2 separate regions of the Mus musculus genome follow, and region 1 is linked to region 2. A link is a loop called in an ENCODE intact Hi-C map of the cell type or tissue named here. Cell type or tissue: left cerebral cortex. All regions are shown on one strand. Each heading gives the region's core, and the rest is flanking DNA. Links, peaks and the distances in the headings are about the cores only.

What was found. A loop is a pair of places that touch in the nucleus more often than their neighbours do. Peaks named below come from ENCODE experiments on the same cell type or tissue, not always from the same donor. Only the 100,000 strongest peaks of a DNase experiment are listed, where the experiment ranks them.
Region 1: it touches region 2 in a loop (2.1-fold over the local background); 7 of 42 quality-filtered maps call a loop at or near these places.

The regions. Positions count from the first base shown.
Region 1 is chr19:25,062,404-25,070,403 of GRCm38, reverse strand. It overlaps Dock8 (dedicator of cytokinesis 8), which reads right to left. Exons shown (of 48, transcript NM_028785.3): 4 at 4,945-5,016. Among named protein-coding and RNA genes, the nearest start is that of Gm34235, 30 kb to the left of the region's middle. In left cerebral cortex, for the core only: no CTCF peak of the experiment used is centred there; a DNase peak (open chromatin) is centred at 3,801.
Region 2 is chr19:24,953,230-24,969,272 of GRCm38, reverse strand. It overlaps Cbwd1 (COBW domain containing 1), which reads left to right and starts at 7,657. Exons shown (of 15, transcript NM_146097.3): 1 at 7,657-7,889; 2 at 11,283-11,369; 3 at 13,841-13,937; 4 at 15,922-16,013. The coding sequence starts at 7,742. In left cerebral cortex, for the core only: CTCF peaks have their summits at 7,421 and 10,527 (motif pointing left); DNase peaks (open chromatin) are centred at 7,584 and 10,537; H3K4me3 peaks cover 1,370 bases; H3K27ac peaks cover 361 bases.

The DNA.
Region 1 (8,000 bases), core at 1-8,000, 100 kb before region 2:
GTGTTGTCTGTGCAGTTGTTTAAATATCCCATCATCTTGCTGAGTGGTATCATTGTCTGCATTTAGCAGACTTTGTTTTCTCATTACCCTATTGAATACATTCGGTGTTATTTATAATGTTGGCACCTACAAATAAAAATGTTACAAGTATTTGCATACTTTTATGTGAACATATGTTTTTGCTTCGTTTAGTCAAATCCCTAGAGATGGGACTTCATGGTATGTACTGGGATAATGTGTATATATAGATATTTTACATTTACATAAATATGTATATATAGTTGGGCTTTTGGACTACAGGAATAAGATCCAAATATATGAATGGTAGAAGTAATCAGAACATATTAGATGCATGGGTCTCTTTTCTACCTTCAGAAATAGTCAGTCATGGGTAGAGCAAATGTTCTAGAATTTTTCATTATGGGAAGAGGAGACAATTACATATTCATCAACAGAGAAAGAACCATAACTCATGGGACCTTCCTGTCCTCTGAGGAAATCAAGGCGGTCTTTAAAAAAAAAATGGCCTAGTTCTCTGAAACAAGATGATCTCAAAGATATTATTGAAAACCATGATGCATACTTATAACTTACAAAAAGAGACATTGGTGAGACATGAGGACTACAGGTGGAGACCATGGGGATGATGGAGACGAACCACAACCAATCAAAACAGAGTTGTGAAGTCCAGTTCCAATGGATATATCTACAAAACAACTCCCATGCCTAATGCTCAGAGAACACTTCAAAAGGAGCATGAAAAGACTGTAAAAGCCAGAGGATCAGGGAATTTGTTATAAAATTTGATCTCTTAGTAACGTCAGAGCTACCCCCCCCCCATAAAGTCTCACCAACATGACTGCCTAAAACGAGCCGGCAATGACATCAGTAGGCATGCCAAAGTGGACTGGAGAAAGCCCACAGTGGCCATGACATGCCTAACAGATGCTGGGAACCAAACACAAGTCCTCTGAAGAGCACAGGCACTCCTCACTGCTGAGCCACCTCTCGGTGCTACGGACAGGAAGGGGCTCATGAAGCCCTACTCTTAGTTAAGAACTACTGTAGCTGATGGCTGCTGGGAAAGAGAATCCTTTTTCTTAGGGACGATGTGGCTAATACATTGCCCATACCCTGGTGGATTCACCTGCATCCATGTGCACACCATTAGCACCGAATGGACTGAGTGGTAATTAGCGCAAAAGAAAAAGAAAGGAATAAACGTTGGAAGGGGTTTCCTTAGCTGGGGGAGGTGTCCAGGGGAATAAGGTATAAATATGATCAAGTTACATTGTATATATGTTTGACTATATATTACCAAAGAATAAATTAAAAATACATTGTTTTAAATGCTGTATTGAAAACATAGTAGGTGACGAGTGATGAAGGGTGCCTGGATTTTCCCCACGAATAAAGCATTATGGGTACACACAGCGAATGAACGACTCCTGGGAGAAGTGTGTGTTGGAAGAAGTTGAGTATAGAAATTGTAATTTTCATACTTAGTATTTCAGATTCATAGTATCGTAGAATCAAATGTAGGGGTAGAAAAATTGCCCTTCTATAAGACACCAGTCAAAGACTGTCAGAAACTGCCAATGAGTGTCAGAGTTGGAGCCTTATCTCTGCCCACTAGCTTGTGTGGGGAAGGAAACGCATCCAGGACATGAGTGCGCTGAGAAGTCAGCCAACGCTAATCTCCGTCCCCAGTCTGCTTGACAGAATAGAAACAGATATTGTTTTTATAAGAGATAACTGCATGGATAATCACTGCTTCTGAAAAAGAAATGGGACACGCATCGGAACAGAAACAACACTCGAGTTGGCTAAAGGTCAAGCCCCAAACCATACATTTAAACATGACACCAAAGATAAAAACCTTAAGGAAAATACAAATATGGATTTAATTACATAAATCATCCCAAATGCTAAAATATAAACAATATCTAAGCTCTACCTGGTAAGGAACTTATATGGTGAAAGGTGCTGGGGAGATTACACAGCAATTAGAGCATTTGCTGTGAAGGCAAGAAGATCAGAGCTGAGATTCCCAGAATCCACCTAGAAGTCTCAGAAGGTGAGGACAGGGGATCCCTTAAGCAAGCTAGTGACACTGGCCATATTTGTAAACCCTGGGTTTGACTGAGGGACTCTGCTTCAATGTATAAGATGAACAAATAATTAAGGAAGATTTCAAACACCAACCTTGTGCATCTTCACGTATGTGCATACACAATCACACACACACACACATACACACACACATACACACACACATACACATACACACACAGACACACACATACACACACACACAGACACATACACACACACACAGACACACACATATACACACACATACACACACAATCACACACACACACATACACACACACACACACAAAACATACCATTAAAAGGAAAAAAAGTTTGTGTTCTGGTTTTGGTTTTGGCTTTTGGAATAGGGTTTCTTTGTGTAGCCCTGGCTGTCCTGAAAGTCACATAGTAGACAAGGCTGGCCCTGAACTCAGAGATCCATCTGTCCCTACCTCCCAAGTACTGGGATTATAGGAATGCATCATCATTGCCCCAAAAAGGAAAAAAAAAAGTTATCTAAGGTTTTACAAAACCAAATAGCTCAATAGAGTTGTTCAAATTTCTTAAGTAGTACACACTAAGGAAAAAATTACTCGTGGCCATCAAATATATGAGGAAATATTGTTCAATCAGATAAACAAAGAAAATGTCAAAAACCTTTCACAATTCTTTCACAAAATAAAGTATTTTATATTTGCTAATATTCAACATTTAATTCATATATTGATTACATCTCTGGTCTATTATTAAGTCTTAAATTTGTGCATATATCTTAGGTACAGAAATTATAGTTTTTCCCCATAGGGAAAAAACAATAAATGTGCACAGGGCTTTAGGGAGAAGGACATTGCTACACTGTACAAAACATAAGTACAAAAGCAAAAAAAAAAAAAATAAGATTTGCTTAAACATGTGACACACATACATCAAGCAATCATTACTTACTGTGTTGAGGAAGAATAATTAAAAATATAGACAGGGAATCTTCCCTTACTTTGAAAATTCAGGCTAAAAAATAGTACTAGAGTTTGATGTAGTATTTATATAAACATACACAACAAAGAGATTTGATTCAATGCTGGTATATCACTGTCAAGTATGGTTATCTACAAAGAATGAAATCCATTCATTTTGGTTTTGTCTTTCTATAGTTTCTAAATTTCTACCAGGAGCATTCTAAAGTCTTTTTTTTTTTTTTTAATAAAATTTGCAGAAGACAGAAAAGCATTCCGAGAGTCTGTGCTGGTGGGAGGAGGGGCAGGCTCAGGGTTTCAAATAGAAAATAAATCTGAAGACCAAATTTAGTCCAATGGACCTTTCTGTTTATTGTTCCTTCTTGGATTTCTTTTTTAGAACTTTAAATACCCAGAAAAGTGCCTCTGATGATAACATTTTGGAGTCTGAAAATAACTTGTTCTGAAGTCTCTCATTTATCAGAAGCATGGCTTAATCTTATTTGCCTGGCTGGCGAACTTTGCTTTCCACCTGCGTTCTAAGGGACCACGGACTGGCATGCAGCTTTGTCATCACTACCTTCTAGGAGTGAGTCTCTTTCCTCTGAGGTTACTGGAAACAGGATGCATACTTTTCTTTACTAAAAAGAAAAAATAATCCAGCACAGATTCAATGGCACACTTACAGGAACTGGATAAAACCCAAAAGAGTCTTATTATCTATCCCTGAGAACAGTAATTCCGACTAGTGTCGGGAGAGGGGGAGGCTACCTTCCGCAAGCTGCTTATGTTCCAGAGGCTGGCATCTATCTAGTGTGGTGAGCCTCAATCTGTAGACACCTGCAGCCTACTTCCCAGCACACACATCCACATATATGTGCACATGGACACAGGGCGTGGATTTCTGTGTGTGGACACAGGGCGTGGATTTCTGTGTGTTCATATGCGTCTCGTGAGACTGTGCTGTGAAGGTCGTTACCATGGAGACAGACAGAACCTTCTGAAAAAAATGCCACAAAATGTTTGATTAACCCAGAGATAAAAATGCTCTCCATGGAAGACTAGCAAGTACTTTGTTTTGGGGGTCACAAATTCCAACGGCATCTTTGAACCTGAGGCCAAGTTTCAATTCATCAACTATCTTGTCTCTAGGAGTTGATCAAAATAAAAAATGAAGATTAATAAAAAAAAAAAAACAGAAAGTCAGTTTGTTTGTTTTTATGAGACATCGTCTTGTCCTGCTGCTCAGGCTGGCTTTGAAATTTTAGGTCCAAAGTATATCCTCCTGCCTCGGCTTCTTGAGTAGTTGTAACTGTAGGTATGTTCTTCCGTGCCTGGCTAACTCTATCTATTTATAACTTCTAAAAAGGCTCTACTCTTCATGTTTAGAATGTGATTTTTCTTCCCAACTGAGGAGATAAACAGACTGCAGTACATCTGTACAACGCAAGATTTTTTTTTTCAGTGATGATAGAAAACAAGGGATGAAGCCACAAGGGGACAAGATGAAGCAAGCTGAAGCCCAAGACCATGAAGAAGACTGGTACAGACCAGTGAGGGCTGGAGCAGAGACAGGTGGAGCGTCGGGACTCTCACGGCAGCAAAACCCTTTCATTTGATGCTGCAAGGGCAGAAGCATGTCACACTTTTGTCAAAGGCCATCAAGTATATAGCTCAAAAAGCAATGGCAGGACTGGAATGCCACCCAGTGTGTGCCCAGCATGAGTGACGCTCTGAGAGGGAGAATATGGGAGATCTCAAAGCTTTCTGTTCAATTTGTCTGCAACCCTAAAACCCCTCCAAAAAGCCATTTCATTTGAAAAAAATACCAATAATACAAAATTTACATTTATAAAAATTAGCATTTATATATATAAAGAGGGGATAAACTTACTTCCGGTTTACAATCAGCCACTCTCGAATATAGGTCTGAACACAGTCTCTGACGTGAGGATCCAGTTCAACTCTAATTAGGTGAAAAATAAGATAAAAAGAAGTTATTACTGGGAAAAGTGATAAAATAAGTCATTTCCACAATCAAGCGACACACCACCATCTCAAATCTGTGTCAATAAGAACATTAGTGATGTTCTTGCCCACTTGTTTCAAGTGTATGGAGTATTCCTAAGGCAATGATACTTGTGTTTTCATTAAACAAATATGTTGTTGTTTTATGCTCTGTTGAGTTCCTTTGATATAGAGAATTGCTAAAGCACATCTGTGCCTGAAGGCATTAAGACATTCCTAGGGAGAAACAGCTATAATTACACACCAAACATGAAAAATAGGTTCAAATAGTCATTTCTAACAGTTATTTTATTTTCTTTTGCTTTTGTGTGATTTTTGTTTGGGCATGTGTGTTTTCCATTTAGAAAGCCAAGAACAGCTGCCTTGGGCTTTGGTGGCTTTGAAGACTTAGTAAGTGTTGGATTTCTGTCGTACCTGTTGAGGAATCCATCATTAGAGATATTTTCTATATGTTCCACAGTCTTGCAATCAGAAATAATGACAGTATAAAGCTCTTGGTATTGTTAGAAATATATTAGTACTAGACATAAATATGCCTAAAAGCTAAAAGATTTTTATTTGAATATTTTTGCAATTATAATATATTATTTTCCCTTTTCCTTCCTCTGAACTCTCCCATGTTCTTAGGCAAACTCATGGCCTCTTTTTCTTTAATTATTGTTATACCTATAAATGTATATGTGAGTATACATATATATGTTCATAAATACAACTGTCTCAGGCCATATAGTGTTACTTGTATACGTATGTTTTCCAGGATGGCCATTTGGTATTGGATAAGCGATTGGTGTGCTCTTCCCTGGAGAAGATTATTTCTCTGGCCCTCAGCATTCCTTAGCCTCCTGCAGTTCTTTGTCTAGGGTTGAGACCTCTGGGCTTTCTCCCCTTTCATGTTTTACTATAAGTTTTAATTTTTGCATTTATGAAACAGGGATAGAATAATTTGGATGTTGGATGGCCTCCAAAGGCTCACCTGTTAAAGTCTTAGTCTCTGGCATGACATAATTGAGAAGTGGTAACTCTTCAGGATGTGGGGTCTTATGAAAGGTCTTGAAGGGGACCGTGGGACACTACTGTCTTCCTCTCTGTCTTTTGCACCTGGCCATGAAGGGGTCACAAATTACTTCTTTGCTATGGTCTCTCATCACAATACTCTGCGCCACTAAATGGCCAAAGCAATGCAGCCCAAACAGCCAGGGGCTGAAAGCTTCAAAATTGTGAGCCAAAATAAATGGTCCTTCTTTTTAGTTGATTTATCATGGATATTTGTTACAGTAAAGGGAAACTGACTAACACAAGGAGGCAGGACGGAACTCACCCATGGAACTGTTATCCATCCAAGATGAAATTCTGCAAAGGCTAGATAGGAGATCTCTTAGCCCTGACTGCCCAACCCTCAGCTCCATTCCTCATTGACTCTGTAACCTGATGCATTCCTATCATCCAGCCCTTCTCTGTCTCAGTTTCTTCACCAGCAAGTGCTGATGTAATAAGAGGACCTCCTTCAGAGAATCATGGCAAAGATTTGATGCTAACACACAAAGTGCTTGAAAGGGTGTCTGGTGCACGGTAAGAGCTCTGTGCTAGCTAAGACTTAGATAACATCACTATGTACTTAACATGTCTCTATTCAACAAGGCAGACACTGCTGTTCTTCTTGTTGTACAGAAGAAGGAGATGTTAAGGACATTAATCCAAATCATAGACCAAATGGCCAAACCAGGACCTGCAGGACCTGCAGGCCCAGACACATAACTCCCACTACTCAATATAGCTTCCGAGGGAAGCACAGGACAGTTACTTAGAGTCACTAGTAGCTACTCCCATGGTAGCCAGAATGCTTTCCCTGTCTGCCTTTCTTATTACAGAAGACTTTGGCAACAACTGAGATGGTACAGGCTGCCTGAAAGTCATCAGAGAGGTAACACATTCCCTGAAAGTCACAGCAACAAAATGGTATCTCACCTACCAAGTGGCTCTAGGAAAACCTTCTTTATCAAAGTTTTAAAAGTCCTTCTACCTCTAAACTTCCTGTATTCTATACCAGTTCTTCTAAGATTCTGGCCACATTTAAAGATAAATATTCAGACAAATAAATAATGTAACTCTACCAAAAATGAAAATGTGTTGTCAATATTCAAACCACACTTGAAGAAATGGGCTGACACTAAGAAAACTGTTCCCCAATAATGACAGAGACCAGGTTTTTGGGAAACGAGTATTTGTAACATGGAGTAGAGCTGCACACATGGCTAGCTTTCTGTGTGAAGGAAAACTGACTCAAGAAGAGAATGGGACTTTCCATGTCCCAGCTGTCAACACCTGTGCTGAAACACAGCCTAACACAGAAACACCTCAGAGCAAAGAGGGCAGGCACCATGTCTCATACTCTACTTTCTGGGAGAAATGAGAAGACTCAAAAATGTTCAAGGTAGCGTTTTGGTTTAAAATGAGTGAAAATTAAAGTCACTCACTATCTCCAGTGAGGCAGGGGTGTTCATCCTATGGCTGGCTGCTCACATTCCATTCAGACATGAGTCTACGGTTGCTGGACAGCGAGCACTAGCGTCCACGCCATGCTCAGCAACGCAGCTCTAAACGGTTATTTGAATATTCATTTTACACTGCTTCTGTTGTGTCTCCCTTATATGAAACTTCTGTAGAGGAAGGGAGTTTCCCTTCCTCATCTTTTAATCTCAGAACTCAACAGATGTTCAATAAACGTACACGGAAACTTAAGTTACTAATTTGATCCAGGCCTTCGTACAGAAACAAATAAAAGATCTTAACAATTCTTTTACATTCCTTTATCTTATGTATGCTTGTGTGTGTGAGAGTGTGTGTCTGTGTGCATACATGCATGTGCACATACACCTATATGTGGCAATCAGAGGACAACTTGAATGAGTCAGTCCTGGGAAA
Region 2 (16,043 bases), core at 3,079-11,078:
GCCACAAAGAGTAGTAATTCAGTAATCAGCATTCCTCCATTGTCTGTTTCAGGCCCTGCCCCATATTCTTGCCTTAAGTTCTTACCCTGACTTCCCTTCACAATAGAGTATAAGCTGTAAAATAAAGTAAATTCTTTCCTCCCAAGATGCTTTTGGTCATGGTGTTTATCACAGAGATAGATGGCAAACTAAGACAAGAACTCATACCTGGGATTGTAAGCCTAGCCCCAAGACCTTATAGCCACAGATGTCATAGACCCTAGCAGAGAACATACTACTGCCATTTTCCTAAGTCAATCTAGCTTCCAATTGTACTGTATACTAAATACTTGCACACACAGTAAGTGCACCTCTCAATTCTTTGTGCAGCAGATAGAGGCTACTACAGAGATCCACACTGGTAACAATATAGACAATAAGTGACAATAGGATGTGTATCCCCAAATGATACATCCACAGTTCAACCCTCAACACCCAAGGCTCAGGGAACATCATGGAATAGGGGTTGCAAAGGTTGTGAGAGCCAGGAGAGACCAGGATGCCAGCTGAGAGAACATGTCTTCCAGATAGGACAAGGATATTGTACTCATGAAATCTTAGCCTGTATCCCTCCTCTGCACAATGAGCACACAAGTAGACATGGATGGTGGAAAACTTCATATGGCCTCACCTGTAGATAAGGTAATCAATGGTTGTACACACACACACACACACACACACACACACACACAAAATATAAATTATAAAAGGACAGGTCATGAATTTGAGGGAGGGGAGATACTGGAGGAGTTGAAGGAGGACAGGGAAGGCTTGGAATGGTGTAAATACAGTGTACTAATAAATGAAATTCTCAACAATTTTTTTAAAAAGATTTATTTATTTATTATATGTAAGTACACTGTAGCTGACTTCAGACACACCAGAAGAGGGCGGCAGACCTCATTATGGGTGGTTGTGAGCCACCATGTGGTTGCTGGGATTTGCACTCAGGACCTTCGGAAGAGCAGTCGGCGCTCTTAACCACTGAGCCATCTCGCCAGCCCAACAATTATTTTTTTAAGTAAAGAAGGGGAGGAGGAATAATAGAGTCCTTAGCTCAGGAACTCTCCTGTTAGTTCAGATATTTATTGTACCAGTGAAACAATATAGTTACTGTGTAGGAGAATAAGTATGCTGAAAGTTACTCATTTGAGGACATTTCCTTAAAGAAAGAAGACGTAAAGAGGTGGAGAGAAGGAAGTGGCTTGAAAAATCTATGTTGCTATGAATTTGAAGCAGCCCACACTGAGGCTCATGGGCAGGAAGGAAATGTTAAATTAATAAAAAGAAGTAAATTAATCTTATGAAAGTTTCATTAATCTTTGTCTTTCAGTACAATTTTAGTGGGTGCTGTGTTCTGAATGTGTCCCCTAAATTTATACAGTCGGAGTTTAATCACCAGTGTGACAGTATTAAGAGGTGAGGCCTTTAGGAGTGAGTAAGTAACATGGTTTGTCCTCATGGATGAGATTAATGATCTCATACAAAAATGTAGGGCTTCTGATCATTGGCCCGCTGAGGACACAGCACATGTCTTCTCGGGAGGACACAGATGCCATGCCTTCATCAGACAACACACCTGCGAATGCCTTGATCTTGGACTTCACTGTTTTCAGAGTTTCATGAAGTAGCTTTCTTTCATTTGCAAGGTCCCCAGTTCCGTGTTCTGTTAGAACATCATGGAGTTACTAAGACAGAGAACTTGCCCAAAAGGAGTTGAAGGAATTAGAAAATACTGGTCTCCAATTCAGGTCTTTGCTCAGTGAATTGAGCACTCTTTGAGGGCAATAGAGAGAGGGGCCTGAGGAAGAGAGGTGGAGAGCTCTCATTCATTTCTGTGTCTTTATTTACATTTAAGAAATAGTGACCTTATATTTACATTTAAGAAAATACTCCTGTGTGTTTGGAATATACTTCCTTAAATCTATAAATGTTAGACAGTAAAATGTTAAGCCACAAAAATTAGTTCCAAATTTTTATTGAAAGAATATATTGCTTAAATTATCTCCCTAAACAATTACAACATAAATTACTTCACTTTTTTTTTGTCTTGCTTAATACAGCTCCTTGCTTAATACTATATTTTACAGACAATCGTGCAGCTCTCTGCTAGTCTGCCTGCAGGCTTTCCTTAGTGTTTAGTTTTGCCTTTGAATTTGTAGGAATCTGGCTTTATAAGTGACTGGCATGTAAGCTAAGCCTTATTAATAATAACCTTATTCAAATACCACAAGATACCAAAGTTTAAAAGTATTGCCAACAGCCTTTGAAATGAAAGTCATAGCTGGGCGGTGGTGGCACACGCCTTTAATCCCAGCACTTGGGAGGCAGAAGCAAGCAGATTTCTGAGTTCAAGGCCAGCCTAGTCTACAGAGTGAGTTCCAGGACAGACAGGGCTACACAGAGAAACTCTGTCTCATAAAACAAAACAAAACAAAACAAAACAAAACAAAACAAAACAAAACAAAACAAAAGTAAAACATAACAACAAAAACAAAAACAAAGAAAGAAAGGAAAGTCGTACCTCCTAAAACATGGAAATGTCTGTATCTCATCTGTTGGCTACTTTCAATATTCTAGTGAAAGGATATATTTCTTTAGAGTGGCTGTGTGTTTTAACACAAGAGAACCAAGCACTGAATTCCAATAGTCAGTTTTAACCAAAGCAGTCACAAGAATCGCTGCCAGTACTCTGAGGCCTTCCTGATATGTTCATGTGCAAGTAAGCTGGTAAACATTAAATATTTATAAAAAATATTTTGTTTGTTTTATTTGCTAAAGAAGAAGAAGTGGACTAATTGTGAAACTCTCAGTTTCCTTTTCTCTAAGCCAAGAGCTATTGCTGGCCATGAGCAAAGCCCATGCAGGAAGTTACAAAAAAAAAAAAAAAAAAGTGAGAGAAAAAAGAAAGGCAAGTTGGCATTTTTTTCCCTTTGACTTACCTTTTCTCATGGAGACCGATATAACTATTCAAGGAAGAAAAAAAAAATGGGACAATGGGAAGTGACAGGAAAATATGCCCAAGGATTTTGATAAACGAGGGTGACTGTCACAAAGCTGAGCTGCTAGAATCTAGATTCCCAGGAAACTTACCTGTTTTACTCTTCACTAGCAGGGATCCTACTGAGCAGAGATCCCATACTGAGCAACTCAGGTCTTTCTCCAGAGGGGCAGGAATAATTTCTGAGCTTCAGCCCCTCTTCTGAGGTTACTAGGTGTACAGTAATTGGAGTGTACTTGAAGCTGCAGAGCAAGAATTAGCTGGAGTGCTGGGTGATTTAGAACCCAAACTTAAGATAGTAAGGAGTTCTTTTTGCTAAACTTTATTTGCTGCAGCGTAAGAAAATATTACGTTACATCAGGAGCTGATAAACCATAGCCTGCTGCCTCTTTTGTTTTTGAATGGACTGCAAGTTATTCATGGTTTTCGCAATTTTTAATAAACTGAAATCTGAATTTTGAAGGTCGTAGAAATCTGTCTTCTCCTTTATTATATAATCAAATTCTCCCCATAGCTGATTTTTTTGGGGGCCTGTAAAGCCTAAAGAATTTATTATCTGGTTTATGTTTTGTTTTTAAAGCTTTCAGATGCCTGGTTTGGCAGAACATGAACTTCCTGGTCAGGCGGCTCTGGAGTGAGCCACAGAGCTGTTGCTCACTGTTTTATGACCTTGGGCATGATCCGTAATGTCCTTCAGTTTCCTATTTATGTTTAGTTTCCCATCTAGGAAGTGGGCATGCAAGTAGTATTTATCTCAGAGTTAAACATATTTAATATGCTTAGTGTGAAATTCATTAGATATTAAGGACTCCACATATCATAATTATTGCTGTTAACATAAATTCATTGACATTAAATAAAATAACAAAGCTAACTGTGGAGGGCATTTTAAGATAAATGAATAACTGTGATACGTTTTACAATGTTATATGCAGGAATTGTTTTCATTTACTTTAAAAGACATTTTCAATTAATCAATAAGGCTCACTTAGAAGAATGGTAAATCTTCTATTATGCTTTAATAAAATCTAGAAAAAAATAAGATCTAATTACCTCCGCAGAACTGAGGCTCTAAATATTAAATAGATAAAAATCTTGCTTTTCAGTTTTATTCATAATAATAGCCAGACACTGGAAACAACTGAGACATCACTCAACTGAAGAATGGATAAAGAAAATTTGATACATCTACGCAATGAAATACTATTTCGCTATTAAAAACAAAGACATCATGAGTTTTATAGGCAAATGGATTGAATTTGAGAATATCACGCTGAGCGAGGTAATCCAGATTCAAAAGCACAAGCATGGAATGCATTCTACACTTATAAGTGGATATAGTGGATATTACTTACACTTATACGTGGATATCATGGGTATTACCCATGCTCTACTCCACAGACCCAGAGAAGCGAAACAAAAAGGAAGGCCCAAGTGAGGATGCTCGAATCTCACTTAGAAGGCGGAGTAAAATAGTTGTAGGAGGCAGATAGATGGAGGGAGCTAGGTGGGAGAGAGGATGGGGTGGGGGAATTGGAGGAGTTTTCAGGATCTGGTGTGGGGAGATTCAGGGGAAATGGCCAGATGGCCATGAGAATGAATGGAAATCTGCAGCTGGTGTGGGTGTGGGTGTGGGTGTAGTGGGCACCTCGAGGACATTCCAGAGAACTGAGATAGGGGAGACTCCCAAAATCTATAGGGGTGGCTTTAGCTGAGACTCACCACAGTGAGTATATGGAACTTGAGTAAGCCACCTCCTGTGGCCAGGCAGGAACCCCAATGGTGCCGTAGGGACACCAAACCACCGACAAAATTTTCCACCCAAAATTTATCTTGCATACAAGAAAAATGGAGCAGAGACTGAGGGAATGGCCAACCAATGACTGGTTCAACTAGAGATCCATCCCATGGGCAAGCACTATTGATATTCTGCTGTGCTTGCAGACAGGAGTCTAGCATGGCTGTCCTGTGAGAGGCTCCACTTGGCAGCTAACTCACACAAATGCAGAGATCCACAGCCAAATAGTGGGTGGAGCTTGGGGACTCTTATGGAAGAATAGGTGCAAGGATTGCAATCCTGAAGGGGATAGGAACTCCATAGGAAGACCTACAGATGCAACTAACCTGGACTCTTGGGAATCTCAGGCAGAAGAGTATACACAGGCTGGACCAAGGCCCACTCTTCCATGTGCAGCTTGGTCATCACGTGGGTCTTGAACAACTGGAACAGGGGCTATCCCAAAAGCTGTTGCCTGTCTCTGGGATATGTTCTACTAGCTGGGCTGCCCTGCCTGGCCTCAGTAGGAGAAGAAGTACCTAAACCCTGCAGAGGCAATGTGCAGGGTTAGGGAGATACCCGGGGAGGTGGGGGGGGGGGGGGCGGGGAGGAGGCGGGAAGGGCTTTACCTCTCTCTCAAAGGAGAAGGGGAGGAGGGATGGGGGAAGGATTGTGGGAGGCGTGAGCGGGAGGAGGGACAGCCATGTAAAGTGAACAAATTTAAATATAAACAAAGCAAAAAGAAAGAAAAAAAGAGAAAGGAAGAGAGAGAGAGAGAGAGAGAGAAAGAAAGAAAGAAAGAAAGAAAGAAAGAAAGAAAGAAAGAAAGAAAGAAAGAAGGAAAGAAGGAAAGAAGAAAAGAGGAGGAAAAAGCCCTTGCTTTTCTGAAATTCTGCTCAGTGACTAAAGTGAGAAAAGAAAATGACAACTCCATAGATTCAATGGATAATTATTTTATTGGAAAGAGATATGCAAAAAGACTAAAGGAACAATTTTACCAAGTTATAAGTCTTATGTTTGCACCTGAGGTTAGAACTTTAAACTGCTAAAATTATCAATTCTCTGGGGAAAAACAAAAAACAACAAAAAAACTGGCCTAGCATCTGAGCACATGATTGCCTTTACCTAAAATAGTAGTTAAGGGATAAAACTCAATATAACATTAACTAATCTAATGTGCACAAGTCAATGTTTTCCAGTGGATTCAGAGTTCTTTTTACCATAATGATAATCACATTTAGAACATTTTTATTACCATAAAAATACATGGTGCCCACTAGCAGGGACTATTAAACCCCTAGTCCTTAGGAGTCACTAAGCTGTTTTCTGTATCTCTAGATTTGCCTGTCATGGACATTCTTCTATATTAATGGACTTGCATAATGTATAGTTTTTATGAATGGATTTATTTTTAGCACATCTTTGAGATATGCTTATCTGGTAGCAGGTAGCCAGTACTTTGTACCTGTTTTTCACCAATTAATTTTTCCAGTCTGGATATGTGGCATTTTGTTTGTCTATCAGTTGATGGGTGTTTAGAGTACATTGAACACCCAATGTATATAACTTATTAAAACCTCATTTTGAGGGGCTGGAGAGAGAGCTCAGCATTTAAGAGCACTGACTGCTCTTCTAGAGGTCCTGAGTTCAATTCCCAGCAACCATATGGTCGTTCACAGCCATCTGTAATGGGATCTGATGCCCACAGAGCAATGCTTGCTAGCCCCTCTTAAAGCCTGAAATTAAACATGGTCAAAACACATAAAAAGATGCTCAGTTTTGTTCAAATCCAAAGAAATACAACTGATGATCACATTGAGGTACTATTTTGTATTTAATTGGGAAAAAAATTCATGTCTGCTAATATTGACATTACACCAATATGATCTCTTACATTGTTGGGAAAATGTATGACTGTCTCAAAATGAAACAAAACAGCAACACCTGAAAACAATTGACAGGAAATTCAGTAGTGAAGCTGGAAATCCAGCAAACCCCAAGAGAGTATACATTGAATGGTACTCTTTTTTATGAAATTGAAAAACAAACAATGGTCAATGTTATTTATGTGCGTGTGTATAAGGACAAACCATAACAAACACATAAAGGAATGTTCAGTATTCCCAAGAAGATTCATGATTATAGTTAGTATTCTAGGCTGGGGTAGAAGAGATGCAATTTAATGTTTTTGGGTTAGGGTACTATCAAGGAATCCACTATAAACACACACAAAGGAGTCCAGAGACTAATGAGAATATTATGAACCAATAAATACAATTATTGATCTGAGTTTACCTTATGTCCAAGTAAAGGAGAAAGAAAAATAAATAAAACTATTACATTGTAAAAGATGAGATAGCTATAATACATAATTATCATTGTAGAATAATTATAATATATAGCATGACTTCACAATTACTCTTTTCCTTGTGAATGAAAGAGATGGACTTCATGAGAATAAAAAAAAAATGGCAACTTGAAAAATGTCTGTCCTGTGGTGAAGCTGCCCAAGCCTAATAGGTGTTGCCTCAGCCCAAGCAACAGACAGTGGCTAACAGCTGGAGCCCACTACAGCTTCGAGGCAAGGGAGCTCCTAGCGTCCTAACAGCAAAGTGCAGTTTGGCCCACGGGCAGAGGGCACGCCCCTAGAGCGTGCTTCACACCCGGGGGGTGTGTCCCTCTCTATAAGGGGCGTGTCCACTGTGCGTGGGGGTGTATCTATCTCTGCGTAGGGGCGTGCCTCCCCCGGGAAGGCGTGTCTAGTTTGAATAGTGGCGTAGCTGGAGGGCGGGCTGGTTCCTCAGAGGCCTGCTCCGCGACGCGTTGTGGTGACATCATCAGCCCCGCGCCGACTGAATCCTGTCGCGGAAACGCGACTGGCGGCAGCTCTTTAGTTCTGGAGTCACTGGTGTCCTGCTGGCGGCATGTTACCTGCTGTGAAAACTGTGGAGGCGGAAGAAGAGTACGCGGAGGATTGTCCTGAATTGGTCCCCATTGAGACCAAGAACCAAGAAGAGGAAAATCTTGACTTCATCACTAAGATTCCAGTCACAATTGTCACCGGGTACTTAGGTAATTAAGGGGGGCTGCCGTGTCTCCTCAGGCACCCGGGCCTCCTGGCCGAGGACGAATCTTCGAGGTAGGGGCTGGGGCCTCTCTTCTAGCATTTTCAAAGGTAGTTTTGAAACTCAGACTCACCTAATGTTATGGTCTCTTGATTAAGTTGTCTTTCATTTGTGAAGCTCATCTCCCCTCAGTTTAGAGTAGAAATAATAAAGTCATCTGAGTTTTCTCATTAAAAAACAGAAAAACAAAAAACCAAAGCAAAACAAAGCCAAATGGTCTATTGTTATTAAAGGATGCCCTGGTCAAGGAAAAAAAAAAAAAAAGAAAGAAAAAGAAAACAAAGATGCCGACTGTAGATTGCCTGACACCTTGCTTAGTGGATTCCATTTCACAGGAACCAAACTCTTCCAGCCATTAGTGACAAGTCCTAAACTGTGCCCTCCCCTTTTGAGGTCCGCTTGGAAAGCACTGTTAAGAGATTGATTTAGAGTAAGACCTTTGTTTTGGGAACTTTCCTAAGCTGGGGGTCTTGAGGGTGCACCTCGGGGGTGTGGTCCTTGGAAAACACAGATTTGTGAAACACGGTGCAGTTTTCTGAAGATCAGTCCACGTGCTTATTTTTTGTTGGAAATGTCTAGATATCCTTTTAAAGCATTACAGTTAACAGCAACAACAAGTAAGTGGCTGAAAATGTGGACAAATAAAAATTGTGGAAAAAATATGAATCAAGTGGTACTCTCATTCCTGTGTGTTGCAACAGACAAGTTGAATCTCGGTGCACCCTTTAGATACAACAAAGAAATCACTGTTGTCTCCACACCACCAGGTTTTGTTTGTTTGTTTGTTTGTTTGTTTGTTTTTCCCCTTCTAGAGTCAGACCAAGGATATTCTAGATTTTACTTGGGCTTCATTTTTATAAAGGAATAACGTTTTGGATTCAGATGCTATTCTATAGAATCAGAGCAAATTTCCTGGTCCAAAGAACATACTTCAGAGTTGGCCCTTGGCCTTTCTGCATTTGGCTTACTGATAGATGAAAGGGACAATACAGGTAATGGCCTGAAGCTCTGAGATCAGGACTAACTCCACCAACCTCCTTGTTCCTGACTGAACCTAGGGGACAGCTGGCCTCCTGTGTCTTTTTTTAAATTTTGATATACCGGGAACACTGTTCCACTAGCCTCCACATTTTCGTTGTTTTTCAACCTATTTCTCTGGCTTCCATCCTTCAGATTCACTTCTGTATAGTTTTTAGTTTAATGTCTTACAGGCATTTCCATACTTAACATGTCCAACACTCTGGACACTAATAATTTCTCAAATCCTGCTCCTGAGATTCCCAACCATCTGCAACACTAACAATATTTCCTCCTAACTCTGGTAGTCCTGAGTCTCCCTGCTCCTTAATATATCTTGGTGCTAGCCCTACCTTTCACCAAAGTGTTGCTTGATTGTCACATCCTTTAGTGGGTTCTACTTGGGTGAAAACTTAAGTTCCTTAGCAGGAATTCAAGGACTTCTATGATCTGGTTCCTTCCTAACCCTCTAGCCTGTCAGATGGCCCAACATATTGAATTTACTTCTTAAGTGGTTTCAGCCTTCCTAATGCTGTAACTCTTTAATATAGTCCCTCATGTTCTGGTTAACACCCCCCCCCCACACACACACACACCATAAATTATTTTTGTTGCTACTTCATAACTAATTTTGCTAATGTTACAAATTATAATATAAATATCTGATTTGTAGGATAGTCTTAAGTGACTCCTGAAAATCATTTGACCCCACCAAAGGGGTCAGGACACAAAGGTTGAGAACCGCTATCTTATAGGTACTGCTTGGAATACTTCTTCCTGTAACTACTCCACCTAGCTCGCCCTTTTAAGTTTTCCATAGCATTTTGTATGTCTCCTATTAAATGATCAACCTGCAACAAAATAACTTTCTAATTTGTTTCTAGCTCCTCCACCATCTTCCCCTACTTAACATTTTTAAGGTCCATGGAGGCAGAAACTTCAATTGGGTGCATGCTAGATACTTTTGAATGAATGTGAATTATACTGCAATGTCTTTTTCTTCATAATGTGGTTAATTATTAAGCCCTAAAAGTTCTCCAGAGAAAATCTCTTATATCCATGGCTTTCAACTTTCCCATTGGCCTGTACATAATTATGTTCAAGGCCTCCTGTTTTAAAAATTTCCTCATTGTTCTGTGTTCTTAGATCTGTCTCTCCTGCACGTCACCCAGTTACATTGAGCTTTCTAAAGTATCTTAAAGTATCTCTTCAAAAACTTTTAAAATGAGTATGACCTAAAGTATTGAAGATATTAGTACCTTGTTATTTCCTTACTATCTCCTGGTTATACCCTATGAAATTTGCAAATGTATTTTAGTAGATGTGCAAACTATGTGTAAAAACATTTTAGCATTATTGCTTGTAACAGTGAAATATTGAGGACAACCGTAATGGCTACCTACATAAAAATGAATGATTTATTCCAATAATTGAACTGCTGTGCAGCTAAGATATTGTTTAAAGGTATTTTTTTAAAAACGTATTTCATTATGAACTTGAGAATTTTTGGTTCACAAGATTATGTTTTTCTTCTGCTTGAGATGAACAAACTAGGTTTGTTACGCCACCTGCTGGATAAAGTTAGTGTAGTCTTAGGAATTTCTCTACTGATAGTCTGTTGTGTATACTTACTACCTCTGTACTCTGTTTCATAAAATCAGTGTTATAGTAATAGACTGCTTGAGCATACTAAAAGTAGCTATATAGTCAACCTGAATTTATAGCTAGTTTGTGGTTGTTGAAATAGGTTGAATAAGTTTAGAGAAATAACTATTAAGAAAGCATCATGAAAGAAATCGACATTTTTTTTAAAATAGGTGACTTTTCTTAGAAGTTATAATTCATTAAGTTTTTATTGAATATAAAATTTAAACAACCTTTATTGCTGTATAAATTATGAAGATATTATTTTAGTCATATTAAGTTAGAAAACTGACTCAACTTGTAAGATTGTTTATAATTACTTACATATATAAGTAATAATTTCAAAGTTTTCAAAGATTTTTAAAATTTCTTCTCTAAAGCCCTCTGTTCTGATTTTAAGTAAAGAAAAATGGCACATAAATTTTTGTTTTTGTTTTGTTTTTTTGGTTTTTTGAGACAGGGTTTCTCTGTGTAGCCCTGGCTGTCCTGGAACTCACTCTGTAGACCAGGCTGGCCTGGAACTCAGAAATCCGCCTGCCTCTGCCTCCCAAGTGCTGGGATTAAAGGCGTGCGCCACCACTGCCCGGCTACATAAATTCTTAGAAACACTAAGATATTTTACATTTTTTGTTTTCTCAAAATTAGTCTTTGACCTTTATTGCTTTAATATATTATATAGGTGCTGGAAAGACAACACTTCTGAACTACATTTTGACAGAACAACATAATAGAAAAATAGCAGTGATTTTAAATGAATTTGGAGAAGGTAAGTGAAGCTTAATGACTGTTATGTTGCAGTAATGTTTGGGACCCTTTATTTTACTGCTAGATTGATGCTCTGTACTTAAAGATAAGATTGGATGGTATTACGATATGAAGCCACTCTGAATAGTTATCAGAAAAATAGGATTAATTTTTATTAACCTAGCCTGGAGTTTGTAGTGTAGTGGCAAAAGACAACAAGAGAGACCCTGCCTCCAGCAGGTGAGAACCAAACTCTAAAAGTTTGACCTCCACACATAGTCCATCTGCATCAAACATGACACCCCCCCCACACACAAATAAGTAAAATATGTTTAAAGAGATCGATTGATTGTGGTGCAATGTTTCCTGTATGCCAAGGAAGTTCTGCTTCTCTGAGCTATGCTTTAAGGAAGGATTCTAATGGTGCTTTGCTAGCTTTTTATTAATTGATATTTTATTATACACTGATTATTTTTACTTTTTATTTCTTACTGTTTACTTTATTTTGTAGTTTTTATGGTTTTTGCCTTTTGCAACATCTCCTGAACTTTCTCTTTATTAATATTGGATGTAGCTTAGTATTATATAATACTCTATCATCATCCAACTAAAACAAGAAATGAAAATATATATTTTTTGTTTTGTTTGCTCTTTAAAACTTTTCCCTGGCATTGGTACATTGTATGTAAAACATCTAAAATCATTCTTATGATAAACATCTCATGTGTATTTACTTCCTAGGTAAACCTTACTATAAGACTTTTTTATTTGACTCAAAGCTTAATTTTTAAATGGCTACATGATACTTTGGCCAAAAACCTTTGTGAGAATGAAGTCAAGTCTTACTGCATATTTAGAATCCTGAACAGTCTTATAACAGGAACCACCAATTTAATATGGAATTAAAAGAAAACAGTCTCATAAGAGAAGAACATAAATTCCTTGTAAAAAGAACATAAAAAACCCAGTGTTTAAAAGTATCTCAGTATATTTAGAAAGTTGACAGTAAATGAGATGAAAAATGTTTTCAGGGTAGTCCTTTTATTAAAAAATATGAGCCGGGCATGGTGGCACACGCCTTTAATCCCAGCACTTGGGAGGCAGAGGCAGGCGGATTTCTGAGTTCAAGGCCAGCCTGGACTACAGAGCGAGTTCCAGGACAGCCAGGGCTACACAGAGAAACCCTGTCTCAAAAAAAAAAAAAAAAAAAAAAAAAAAAAGAACTGGGCAAGTGAGAGTCCTAAGGAGGATAGAATTATATTTTTCAGTTTTAGAATTGTCTTCCTAGGAACTTAAATTATTTAATATTGTATGAATATATTTTATGTAAATAAGTGATTTTTGCCTGCATGTATGTTTATATACCACATGAATGCTTGGTGACTATGGAGGTCACAGATGGTTTTAGATCCTCTGGAACTAGAGTTATAGCCAGTTACGAGCTGCCATATGGGTGCTGAGAACCAAACCGAGGTCCTCTGCAAGACCAGTAATTGTTCTTGACCTCTGAGCCCTTTTTTCAGCCTCTATTCATTTAATTTAAAAAAATATATTTTTATTTCTGTGTGTGTGTGTGTGTGTTTGTGTGTGCACGTGCGTGTGTGTGCGTGTGTGTGTATGTGTGTGCGCGCGTGCGCGTGCAGGCCCTTGGACCTTAAGTCCCCTGGAGCTGGAGTTATAGGTAGTTGTGAGCCATGGTTCGATGTGATTCTGGGAACTGAACTTAGGTGCTCTGCAAGAGCAGCCAATGCTCTGAACCATCTATTTGTTCAGCTCTTGTTTTTTACATTCTTGAGATAAGGTCTCACTGATTGGCCTAGGCTGATGTGGAACTTGCTTTGGAACCCAGTTGTATCTTAAACTCCAGATCTTTTTGCCTCAGGCTCCTCAGTGTTGGAATTACAGGTATATACCGTGCCTGGCTCTATTTAGTGTTTATAGAAAGAAAAGTTAAAATCATCTGGCATGCCATAATTTAAATATTTACTGGATTAAATACTTACTTTGGGTTTGATTTTTTTTGTTGCTGTTGTTTGAAAGAAAAGGGACTCTGGCTGGCATCACTGAAGAGTCATCAGTATACTTCCTGACTTTCAACTTGTTAGTAAAATTTTAAGTTTTATTTATTGATTTAGAGTTATGAAAAAAATACATGTTCTAAGCTATAGTTTCTGCATTATAATCTGCTGTTCAGAACTTCATTTCTGGAGGGCTGGAGAGATGGCTCAGCGGTTAAGAGCACTTTCTCTTCTAGAGGTCCTGAGTTCAATTCCCAGCAACCACATGGCGGCTCACAACCATCTGTAATGAAATCTGGTGCTCTCTTCTGACCTGTAGGCATACATGCAGGCCGAATGCTGTATACATAATAAATAAATAAACAAATCTTTTTTTAAAAAAGAACTCTATTTCTGAATCTCCTCCTCTGGGTTTGTTGCTGTTGTTGTTTTGGCTAGTGAACATAATATAAAAACTGCCTATTTGTATTTTCAGGGAGTGCAGTAGAGAAATCCTTAGCTGTCAGTCAAGGTGGAGAACTCTATGAAGAATGGCTGGAACTTAGAAATGGTTGCCTCTGCTGTTCAGTCAAGTAAGGACTGGGTTTACTTTGTGCCTGTTGACTGACTTAAGATGTCTGCTGATTATATTTCCAGCTTCGATTTTCCTTTATAGATTTAATTGAATTTACTTATAGCTTATACCATTGTATTTTGGGGTAGGATATACATTTATTAGATTGTATCTTCTTTGTTCCTTGCTATTTTCTGTTTGTTCTAATGTTTTTATTCTTTCACTGAATTTTTAAAAATTATTTTCAGTGTCTTATTTCATATATAAAGAAAGATTATTCTGAGTTTAATGCATCCTCAGTCTATTTCCAAGTATTTAAATCTCTTTTTTTTTCTTAAAATTTTTATTTTCATGTGTATTACCATTCTATCTGCATGTATGCCTGTGTACCACATTCATACATGGAGCCCACAGAGTCCAGAGAGAGTGCTGAATGCCTTGAAATTAGAGTTACAGACAGTTGTAAGCCACCCTATGGGTGGTATGAATTTAACTCTTGGAAGATCAGCAGTTGCTCTTACCACAGAGCCATCTCTCCAGCCTCTACGTATCCAACCTTTTTAAAATAAATGATTATCATAAGAAAGAATAGCCATGGCCTGGAAGTTGTCTCTGTAGATAAAGTGCTTCCCACATGAGCTTGAGGACCTAAGTGTGAAACCCTAGTACCAACATGGAAAGCCAGGGGTTGTAGTGTGATTTACCCAGGGCTGGGTAGGCTGGGACTGGTAGCTCTCTGGAGCTCCCTGGCCTGGCATGGAGGAATAGCTGATTGATCAGCTCCAGGTTCAAGTGAGAGACCTTGTCAGAAAAAAATAAGGTAGGAAGACATTGAGAAAGATACCCAACATTGGTATCATCTGTCCTCCATGTGCATACGTGCATATACACGTCACCACACTTGCTGATACAAACAAACAAACACATAACAAAGAAGGAAGATCCAGCCAAGGCTGATGACACAGACTTGTAATCTGAGCTACTTGAGAGCTAATAGGAGGATTGCAAATTCAAGGCCTACCTGGGCTACCAAGTGAGTCAGAGCTAGCCTGGGGAACTTAGTGAGATCCTATAACAAAACAGAAAAGTAAAAAGAAGACTGGGAATGTAGCTAAGTAGTAGCTTGCTTGCTTGCTTAACGTGTGTGTGGCCCTGTGTTCAAATCCTAGTATAACACAGAAGCAGAGGAAGAACATTTTGTCACAGCATAAGTTTCCATGGGCAGTGTCTACTTAGTTTACTAAGCTGCCATCAGTCCTAGAAGAGTACCTGACATACAGTAACAACTCAGATAAATCATTTGATAAACTCTTGGATAAATTATCATAATTACTACATGTGCTATTGATTTTTCTATACAGTAGTGAATTAAGTTTCTCCCTTGTTATTGTGATCTTAGATGTTTGACACCAAGTCAAACTTTTTGGAAAAAGGAAGTAGTTATAAAGTCTTTTTTAACCAAAAGGCAACACATTCAATATTTGTCCTTATTTTTGGTATTATAAAAATAAAAAACAGGTAGTGAAAGCCTCTAATGTCAGCGTTTGGGAGGTGGAAGCAGGAGATTGAAAGTTCTAGGCCAGATTGAGTTGCATAGTTAGATGCTGTCTTCTTCTTCTTTTTTTTTTAAGAAATTACATTGTATCTTAATTCAGTGGTATGCAGTGACATTCCTTTCAACTTAGTCACTTTCCTTATTGAACTACTCTAGATAATAAATTCTATTATTTATACTGGTTTTCTTTTATAAAGCTGTAAAATAAATAATGACTTTGGTTAGGTAGCATACTTTGCTTTTTGTTTTAATAAAGTATTAACTTAATACATACCACCTCTGTCTGTATTTGTACCTATTTTTTTTAATATTAGATATTTTATTAGAATTTAAATTTGTGTGTACTTGAGAATATTTTTATGTTGTATTGTTGACTACATTTTAAATTGCTTTTAGATTTAAAAATGTTCAGGTAGTCAGTTATTACTATGTTTTTGGTATTTTCCAGGGACAGTGGCCTTAGAGCTATAGAGAATCTGATGCAAAAGAAGGGCAAGTTTGACTACATACTCTTAGAGACCACTGGGCTAGCAGATCCTGGTAAGAGATGACATTACTAGACACCAACAT